Linked DNA regions of Homo sapiens: region 1 is linked to region 2. Evidence: read pairs that join two places in POLR2A ChIA-PET (ENCODE). Cell type or tissue: HepG2. All regions are shown on one strand. Each heading gives the region's core, and the rest is flanking DNA. Links, peaks and the distances in the headings are about the cores only.

What was found. ChIA-PET counts read pairs that join two places held together with the same protein. Peaks named below come from ENCODE experiments on the same cell type or tissue, not always from the same donor. Only the 100,000 strongest peaks of a DNase experiment are listed, where the experiment ranks them.
Region 1: POLR2A ChIA-PET joins it to region 2 with 5 read pairs; 3 of 35 experiments call an interaction of 5 or more read pairs at or near these places.

What each region holds. Positions count from the first base shown.
Region 1 is chr2:27,338,974-27,342,973 of GRCh38, forward strand. GTF3C2 (general transcription factor IIIC subunit 2) reads right to left here. Exons shown (of 19, transcript NM_001035521.3): 3 at 3,853-4,000; 4 at 2,975-3,260. Among named protein-coding and RNA genes, the nearest start is that of GTF3C2-AS1, 5.4 kb to the left of the region's middle. In HepG2, for the core only: no CTCF peak of the experiment used is centred there; no DNase peak of the experiment used is centred there.
Region 2 is chr2:27,192,415-27,198,524 of GRCh38, forward strand. No RefSeq gene overlaps it. Among named protein-coding and RNA genes, the nearest start is that of ATRAID, 17 kb to the right of the region's middle. RefSeq lists a silencer at 5,453-5,653. In HepG2, for the core only: no CTCF peak of the experiment used is centred there; a DNase peak (open chromatin) is centred at 2,677.

The DNA.
Region 1 (4,000 bases), core at 1-4,000, 150 kb after region 2:
CCATCTTTATGCCTGATTATCAAGTTTACATTTCCGTCATGTAAACCTGACTCAGTCTCAACTTCTCTACAAGTTCTAGACAGTGTTGTGGCAAGCCATATTAGAGCATGAGGCAAATGGAAAAAAACAGTAATCAGTTGAAAAAATCAGTAAAGCCGGGCATGGTGGCTCATGCCTGTAATCCCAGCACTTTGGGAGGCCGAGGCGGGCGGATCACGAGGTCAGGAGTTCGAGACCAGCCTAACCAACACGGTGAAACCCCATCTCTACTAAAAATACAAAAATTAGCTGGGTGTGGTGGTGTGCACCCGTAATCTCAGCTACTTGGGAGGCTGAGGCGGGAGCATTGCTTGAACCCGGGAGGGGTGGAGGTTGTGGTGAGCTGAGATCATGCCATTGCACTCCAGCCTGGGCAATAAGAGCGAAACTCCGTCTCAAAAAAAAAAAAAAAAAAGAAAAAAAAAATCAGTAAAGATCCTGTCTTTATTTAAAATTTTGATATTTTGTTCATCATGGAACGAAATATCCATGATTTGTTGCATTGATTTTTTTAAATGTTGCATCAAAATAGCATTTATCTCAATTACTGAGGGTTTCTGTTATCCCTTAGATGTTGCACGTGAGGCAAGTAAGGCACTGGTCTCATATATGCAACTGGTGACCAGACATCTCCAGCAGAATGACCCATGGCCCATGGGCACCTCAAACTCAACATGTCAGAAAGTGAATTCTGTCAGGTGTGGTGGCTCACATCTGTAATCCCAGCACTTTGGGAGACCAAGGCGGGCAGATCACTTGAGGTCAAGAATTCAAGACCAGCCTGGCCAACATGGTGAAACCCCATCTCTACTAAAAATACAAAAGTTAGCTGAGCGTGGTGGGGCGTGCCTTTAATCCCAGCTACTTGGGAAGCCGAGGCAGGAGAATCACTTGAACCCAGGAGGCAGAGGTTGCAGTGAGATGAGATCACTCCACTGCACTCCAGCCTGGGTGACAGAGCAAGACTCTGTTTCAAAAAAAAAAAAAAAAAAAAAGGGAAAAAAGAAAGTGAATTCAACTTCTCCCCTCCCCACCTTTGCCCCTCCCACATCCCTCACCCTTTTCGTGTTCCCAGGTTCAGTGCATGATGCCACCATTTAAGCTGGAAACTGCTATTCAACTTCCTCCCTCCCTTCAATTCCCAAATACTGTTAATTCTCTTACATATTCCATTATGTGAGAGAACACAGAAACAAAAGAATTACAAAAATAAAAATAAAAAATTACCTTACATATCTCTTCTTTTTTTAAAGACAGAGTCTGGCTGGAGTGCAATAACGCGATCTCAGCTCACTGCAACCTCTGCCTCCTGGGTTCAAGTGATTCTCCTGCCTCAGCCTCCCGAGTAGCTGGGACTACAGGTGTATGCCACCACACCCAGCTAATTATTTTTGTATTTCTAGTAGACACAGGGTTTCACTATGTTGGCCAAGCTGGTCTCAAACCCCTGGCCTCAAGTGATCCACCTGCCTTGGCTTCCCAAAGTGCTGAGATTACAGGTGTGAGCTACCGCACCTGGCCTCTTACATATCTCTTGAATCTGCCCCCTCCCTGCTCTTCTCTTCCTTCACTGCTTGATTTAGGACCTATCTCTTACCTGGATAACTGAAACTGTCTTTTTTTTTTTTGAGACAGTTTCACACTGTCACCCAGGCTGGAATGCAATGGTGCAATCTCAGCTCACTGCAACCTCCGCCTACTGGGTTCAAGCGAGTCTCCTGCCTCAGCCTCCTGAGTAGCTGGGATTACAGGCGTGCGCCACCACATCCAGCTAATTTTTTTTTTTTTTATTTTTAGTAGAGACGGTGTTTCACTATGTTGGCCAGGCTGGTCTCGAACTCTTGACCTTGTGATCCACCCACCTTGGCCTCCCAAAGTGCTGGGATTACAGGCGTGAGCCACCGCATCTGGCAAAGCTGTCTTCTGTCAACTATAGTTTGACCTATTTTCCCAACTGATGTTATTTTTCTACTTAAAAATGTTTGTTGTACAGTTTGTGTACAACTGAATTGTGTGTTTTGTTTTGTTTTGTTTTGTTTTTGAGATGGAGTCTCACTGTCTCACCCAGGCTGGAGTGCAGTGGCATGATCTCAGCTCACTGCAACCTCTCCCTGCCTGGTTTAAGTGATTCTCCTGTCTCAGCCTCCCAAGTAGCTGGGACTACAGGTGCGTGCCACCATGCCTGGCTAATTTTTGTATTTTTAGGAGAGACGGGGTTTCACTATATTGGTCAGTCTGGTCTCAAACTCCTGACCTCGGGTGATCCACCTGCCTTGGCCTCCCAAAGTGCTGGGATTACAGGCATAAGCCACCACGCCCAGCCTCAATTGTGTATTTTTAAATGGTTAAAATGGCAAATTTTATGTTATATACATTTTACCACCAAAAAAAACCATAAACAAAAACAGCCTTTGTTGGTTCCTATAGGTCTATGTCCTTTCATATTCTCCAGTTTAATCTCGCCTACAACTTTACTCCAGGCTCTATGCTCCAGCCATAATCAATTTATGGGAAAACCATCCTCTCTGGCAAACTTCTACTTATCCTTCAAGAAGCAATTCAACTATCATTCCTCTGTGAAGCCTAGGCAGTTAATTACCCTTTCCTTTATATGCCTAAATCATTTTGTTCACTCCTGGGGTAGTGCTGATTGCACTGTGAACTTGTGAGGCAGGATACACTGTCTTATTTACGTTTGTTGTGTTTCCTAACAGAGAACAGATACTCAATATATGAATGAATAATCTTGTTTACCATACCCCTTCTTCTGCGCTCTCCCTAATATGCCAAATGTTTTGGAAATGGACCCTTTTTTCTTTAACCTGTTTTGTCTATTATAGTTACCAGGTCAAAGCTGTCCTTCCTTTCTCAGTACCTTGCTGGTCCCCTAAAATCCTACTATGTCCCCATTCACTTTCTTGTCCATTGAGGTTACCCCTGAAGTAGATCCTCGTGGGGTGCTTCGGGGCACTACAGGCTCAGGTTCAGATGAGCTCTCACTTGGGCCCTCACTTTCTTCCACATCTTCAGCCTCAACCTGGAGAAAAAAGTCTTCATCCCGTGGAGCACCATCCACCTCTTCTCCACCTGGACAGGCTGCTGGCTGCCGGATCTTCTTCGGTTTGGTGGGGCTGCTCACCTTGGGGCCCTCAGGACAGGACACAGGGGCAGGCAGGGCTGTTGAGAGCTCTTCAGCCAGTTCCTGAAGATACAGAAGTGCCCTGTGGGAACGGACAGAGTCAGAGCCATTCTCACATATGACTGAGAACCCACGTTTCCAGACATGGTTGATTTTTATCTCAATGGAGCCTCCCAATAACCCCATGATTAACCAATTAACTCTATTAATTTCCCCTTCCCCCTTGGAAGATGAAAAACCAGAAATCTAAGTTATGTGACTTGGCCGAGATGACTGAGATAACAAATGTGGAATCTGAACCCAGGTCTTCTCACTCCAAGTTCAATACATTTTTCATCCTACCACAGTCAAAGAACACAGAGGGCAAGAGAAAGAATGGAACAGAATATATATACTGACATATACTGGACAGTAAAACAATAAAGAGCTGGGTAAAGTTTGTGAAAAATGGCATAGGACATAAAGTACAGACAATAATTCTTAGATAAACCAAGTTAGCAATACATACCATTAATAGTGCTGCGGTAAGAGCCTAAAGGACTGCTCAAGTCCCTAGAATCCAGACACCACCCCTGCTTACCTAATACCTCATCAGTCTTCTCTCTCCAACATCTGCCCCACCCTGATCCCTTCACCCAACCCCCCTCCACCAAGCTATGCCCCACAATCCTTACACTTGGGCAGCCCTTCGGCGGGGTCGTTCCCCAGAAGGGGTCTCAAAGTCCTCAGGGGGCCTCTTTGGAGATTGAGATTCTGGCCGATCTAGGTCTTTTGACAACTTCAGCAGCAGCAGCTCTGCCTTGGACTTTCGACCTCGTTTCT
Region 2 (6,110 bases), core at 1,071-5,070:
GAGGCCGAGGTGGGTGGATCACGAGGTCAGGAGATGGAGACCTCCTGACCAACATGGTGAAACCCCGTCTCTACTAAAAATACAAAAAAAATTAGCCGAGCATGGTGGCGGGCGCCTGCAGTCTCAGCTACTCGGGAGGCTGAGGCAGGAGAATGGCGTGAACTCGGGAGGCGGAGCTTGCAGTGAGCCAAGATCGCGCCACTGCACTCCAGCCTGGGCGACAGAGTGAGACTCCGTCTCAAAAAAAAAAAAAAAAAAAAAAAAAAATTAGCCAGGCATGGTGGTGTGCGCCTGTAATCCCAGCTACTCCAGAGGTTGAGGCAGGAGAATCACTTGATCCCGGGAGGCAGAGGTTGCAGTGAGCCGAGATCGCTCCACTGCACTCCAGCCTGGGCAATAGAGCAAGACTCCATCTCAAAAACAAACAAACAATGGGAGCTATAAAAGACTGAGAGATTTGCGTTCATAAAATTTAAAACTTGAGTTAAAAGAAATACTAAAATAATCAAATTTAAAGGAAAAGGGAGTGAGGGGAAAAAACTGTTGACGAAATTACTATTCAGAACATATACAGAGTTCTGACAATGTTTTAAATTGACAAAGGATGTGACCAGGAAGTTGACAGAAAAATCTAAATCAAAAAAGAAGAAAAAGGAGGAGGAGAAAAGAAAGAGAAAAAAAGAGAAAGGTGCTCAAACTCAATACTAATCAAACAAAGCAAATTAAATGAGATTTTCTTTTTTGCCCATCAGATTATTGAACATTTAAGATAGCCCATCTAAAGCCACAGTTTTTGCTATGTGATGCTCTAGCTGCAGTACATTTTTAAAGGATTTATAATTTCCAGTGTGATTTTCTCTTTAATGCAGATGTTATTTAGGAGTATTTTTAAATTTCCTGATGTATAGGGCTTTAAGAAATACTTTGGCCGGGTGCAATGACTCACACCTGTAATCCTAGCACTTTGGGAGGCCAAGGTGGGCAGATTGTTTGAGCCTAGGAGTCTGAGACCAGCCCGGGCAATATGGTAAGATAAGACCTGCATCTCTGCAAAGAAAATTCAAAAGTATTAGCCAAGAGTGGTGGTGTGCACCTGTAGTCCCAGGTACTCAGGAGGCTGAGGTAGGAGGACCACTGGAGCCCAGGAGGTTAAGGCTGCAGTGAGCCATGATTGCACCATTGCACTCCAGTCTGGGTGACACAATGAGACCCTGTCTCAAGAAAAAGGAAGGAAAGAAGGAAGGAAGGAAGGAAGGAAGGAAGGAAGGAAGGAAGGAAGGAAGGGAGGGAGGGATTGATTTTAGTATTAGTAATACTGGAATTGTTCTTGTATTACTAATACTAAAATATTATCCTTTATAAATTGTATAAAAAGGCATAGAAATTCTGTGATAGCCATGTCTAAATCAAAAAGAATTTAAAAAAAAAAAGCATACAGAGATAAGAGATCAGGCCCCTCTTACCCCTGTCTCCCTTCCTGCTGGCCCCTCTCTCAGCCAGTGATCATTGTTAGTTTCTTCTATAGTACTCTAGAGATAGTTTATGCATATGCAAACAAGTGCTGACATATTTTATTTTATTTTTTGAGATGGAGTCACGCTCTGTTGCCCAGGCTGGAGTGCAGTGGTGCAATCTTGGCTCACTGCAAGCTCCGCCTCGCAGGTTCACGCCATTCTCCTGCCTCAGTCCCCCAAGTAGCTGGGACTACAGCCACCTGCAACCACGCCTGGCTAATTTTTTGTATTTTTAGTAAAGACAGGGTTTCACCGTGTTAGCCAGGACGGTCTCGATCTCCTGACCTTGTGATCTGCCTGCCTCGGCCTCCCAAAGTGCTGGGATTACAGGCATGAGCCACTGCGGCCAGCCAAGTACTGACATATTCTTTTGCTCATCATTTTTACTAGAAATGGTAGCATATTATATGTTATTCTGCATCTTGCTTTTTCTCCTTAATAATATATTGAAAATAGACAGCAATGCCAGTGATCATCATGTGATATCAATTGATTTAAAATATTTACCGTGAGATACACACATTTAATACATACATATTTGTAATGTTTAAAGTGAACATCTAGGCTGGGCTCAGTGGCTCACACCTGTAATCCCAGCACTTTGGGAGGCCGAGGCGGATGGATCACCTGAGGTCAGGAGTTCGAGACCAGCCTGGACAATGTGGTGAAACCCTGACTCTACCAAAAATACAAAAATTAGCCTGGCATGGTGGCAGGCACCTGTAATCCCAGCTACTCGGGAGGCTGAGGCAGAAGAATTGCTTGAACCTGGGAGGCTGAGGCAGAAGAATTGCTTGAACCCGTGCTGGCTAGTTTGTTAAAGTGAGCTGAGGTTGCATCATTGCACTCCAGCCTGGGTGACAAGAGCGAAACTCCGTCTCAAAGAGAAAATAAATAAATAAATGAAGTGAACCTCTATGATGTCCGCTACAACAGTGCTGGTACTTTTAAAGCTCATCCCTGACCACATCATCCACCCTCTTCCCTCAAGGAGCCACTATCCTGACCCTGGGGTTAATCATTGCCTTGCCTTTTTTTCATGGTTTTACCACCTTCTTATGGGGCCAAGAACAATAGAGCTTAATTTTTTCCATGTTGAACTTTAACAAAGAGAATCATAGTGTTTCCTTCTGTGACTGCTCTCTTTTGATCAACATTGTTCTGTCAATGTGTGTGATTGTGGTTAATTTGTTTGCCATTGCTACATAGCACCCCTGTAAGCACGTAACACTAGATCGTATGGACTTTTGGGTTGTCTCCAGATTGGGGTTATGTTTTTGTTTGTTTTGTTTTGTTTTGTTTGGCAGAGTCTTGCTCTGTTGCTCAGGCTAGAGTGCAGTGGCGCGATCTCAGCTCACGCTGGGCTCACAGACGTGCACGACCACGTATGGCTAATTTTTTCGTTTATTTTTTTTTTTTATTTTTAGTAGAAATGGGGTTTCTCCATGTTGGCCAGGCTAGTCTTGAACTCTTGAGCTCAAGTGATCTGCCCGCCTTGGCCTCTCGAAGTGCTAGGATTATAGACGTGAGCCATGGCGCCTGGCCTGAGGTTAGTGTGTTATTATGATAGTTCTTGTATGTCTCCTGGTTTAGGGCAACAGTTCCCAAAGTGTGGTCCACGAAACCCTAGGGGTCCCTGAGATGACATCAAGGGGTCGCTAAAGTTAAAACTGTTTTCTTTTTTTTTTTATTTTATTATTATACTTTAAGTTTTAGGGTACATGTGCACAATGTGCCAGTTAGTTACATATGTATACATGTGCCATGCTGGTGTGCTGCACCCATTAACTCATCATTTAGCATTAGGTATATCTCCTAATGCTATCCCTCCCCCCTCCCCCCACCCCACAACAGTCCCCAAAGGACTATAAATCATGCTGCTATAAAGACACATGCACACGTATGTTTATTGCGGCACTATTCACAATAGCAAAGACTTGGAACCAACCCAAATGTCCAACAATGATAGACTGGATTAAGAAAATGTGGCATATATACACCATGGAATACTATGCAGCCATAAAAAATGATGAGTTCATGTCCTTTGTAGGGACATGGATGAAATTGGAAAACTGTTTTCTTATACGGTAATACTAAAATGTAATTTGCCATTTTCACTCTATGGATATTTGCACTGATATTGTAAAAGCAATCTGGGTAAAACTGCAGCCATCTTAGCATGAATCAAGTCAATGGCTCCAAACTACCTTGTTTGTAATTGATGTGAGTTCTTCACATCATGTTATGGGTTGTTCCCTGGCTAACTACTTCCCCATGTAGCCCTGGCTGAGGTGAGAGGATTGCTCAAGTTGAGCCTGGGAGACAGAGGTTATGGTGAGCCAAGATGGTGACACTGCACTCCAGCCTAGGCGACAGAGCAAGGCCCTGTCTCAAAAAAAAAGAAACAAACATATATGTAATTTATGTGTGTGTTGGATCATGATGTAAAATATATTTCTTACTGTGGGTCTCAGTCAAAAAAGTTTTCAAGCCACTGCTCCAGGAAGATTCTAGAATGATATAGCACCATCGCCGCCAACTTAGCACCTCACTGTACTAGGGACTGATGTCCCAGAAAACACTCTGTGAACACAGGTAACAATATCCTATCCAAAAGGACATTGTTTTCATGACAACACAAATACAACTTGGTGGGCTACTGGGAGTCACAGACCCTCATTTTAGCTCTGCCTCAAGCACTTACCAGCCAAGCAATCCAGTTACTTTATATATTAAAAACGCAGGCGATATAGGAAGTATTTCTTTCCCAAGGAATAATATCAGGTAGTATATGAAAAGTGCTTTGAAAACTACAATGAATAATTATTACAATAACTGATATTTAAGGAATGCATATATACATATATGTACATATATGCACGCAACATAGTTTTGAGTCCTTAACCCTGTGAATTTCACATTTAACAGATGAAGAAACTGAAGCTTAAGGTTAAATGCATGCACCAGTATTTGAACCCAAGCCTTAGACTACACCCTCATAACCATCAAACAGTACTTTTTAAATGCTGCATGAAGAAAAAGGTTTACTATGTTAGAAATGAAAGAGCATCTTTGCCCTCTGTTATAAGGTTTGAAAGTTGTACGAATTGGATCTTTTTGCCACTTGCCCTTAAATATCATAACTCTTGAAAGTTTTTAATCCTGTGGCATTCTTATTTCCTCTTCTATGCAAATATAGTTAAAATGCAAGAATTTCAGATTGACACCTGGTAGAGTCCTGGGGTGGCATAGCAGTTTCTTTAGCTGTATAAAAGGTGAGGCCTGGCCAGGTGCAGTGGCTCACACCTGTAATCCCAGCACTTTGGGAGGCCAAGGCAGGTGGACCACGAGGTCAGGAGTTCAAGACCAGCCTGGCCAAGATGGTGAAACCCCGTCTCTACTAAAAATACAAAAAATTAGCTGGGCATGGTGGCGGGTGCCTGTAATCCCAGCTACTCAGGAGGCTGAGGCAGAGAATTGCTTGAACTCAGGAGGCGGAGGTTACAGTGAGCTGAGATTGCGCCACTGCACTCCAGCAAGACTCTGTCTCAAAAAAAAAAAAAAAAAAAAAAAAAAAGTGAGGCCCTTGAATGTAGTAGGTGATTGATAAATATACCGAACAAATGAGGTCCCACTTAGGTCTACAATTTTGTCAGATTGGTAGGGTAAGGTAGTTAACCAAGGAACAGTGCCCTTGGGTCCCAGGAGGAGGGACTAAGGAGAAGAGGGCAGACCTCGGGGCAGAGTCAACCTGGCATGTTCGGGGACTGTCCTCACTTCTAATGGAAGGATGCACAGTTCTTGGAGGACTTACAGAGTGCAGTTCTGGGCATTACTTACTTTACAATCCCAATGTTTGCAGATATGACCAATGTGGTATTTTTTATGTAAAGCCCTGGACCAAGGGCAGCAGTGAGGGGCATCCTGCTCTCAACTCTCCTACAGACACTGGCTTGGCCAGAAAATGGGTTCAGAGATCAGGCCCTAAGAATCCAGAGATGATCCCATTCCCTCAACAGTTCTTGGTGACAATCACCAGTCTCTCCTTCTTGTAGGGCTTGAGATATAAATCGTCCACTTCTAGTTTTTACAGACATTCTCAGTTTCTATTGCCTCCATTGGTAAGACCTTGTCCTAGAAGCAGCTCTACCAGGACACCTGAACCAGGAAACAAATAAGGCTTGAATTTGGGAGTCTGGCATGATAGATTCGATTACATTCCCCAAAAACAATCTATGAAGGAAAAGGGATTTTGTTGTGTTCTGTTTTCTTTTAGAGACAAGGTCTTGCTCTGTTGCCCAGGCTGGAGTGCAGTGGTACAATCTTGGCTCACTGCAACCTCAGCCTCCTGGGCTCAAGCAATCCTCCCACCTCAGCCTCCCAAGTGGCTGGAACTACAGGCTCATGCCACCATGCTGGCTAGTTTGTGTTTGTAGAGACAGGATCTGGTTATGTTGCCCAGTCTGGTCTGGAACTCCTGGCCTCAAGCAACCGTCTTGCCTCGGTCTCCCAAAGGAATCTTTTCTAAATAATAATTATAGGCTTCTTATCTTCCCATCATTGAAGTTTTAATTCACAGGACAAAACAAAATAGGC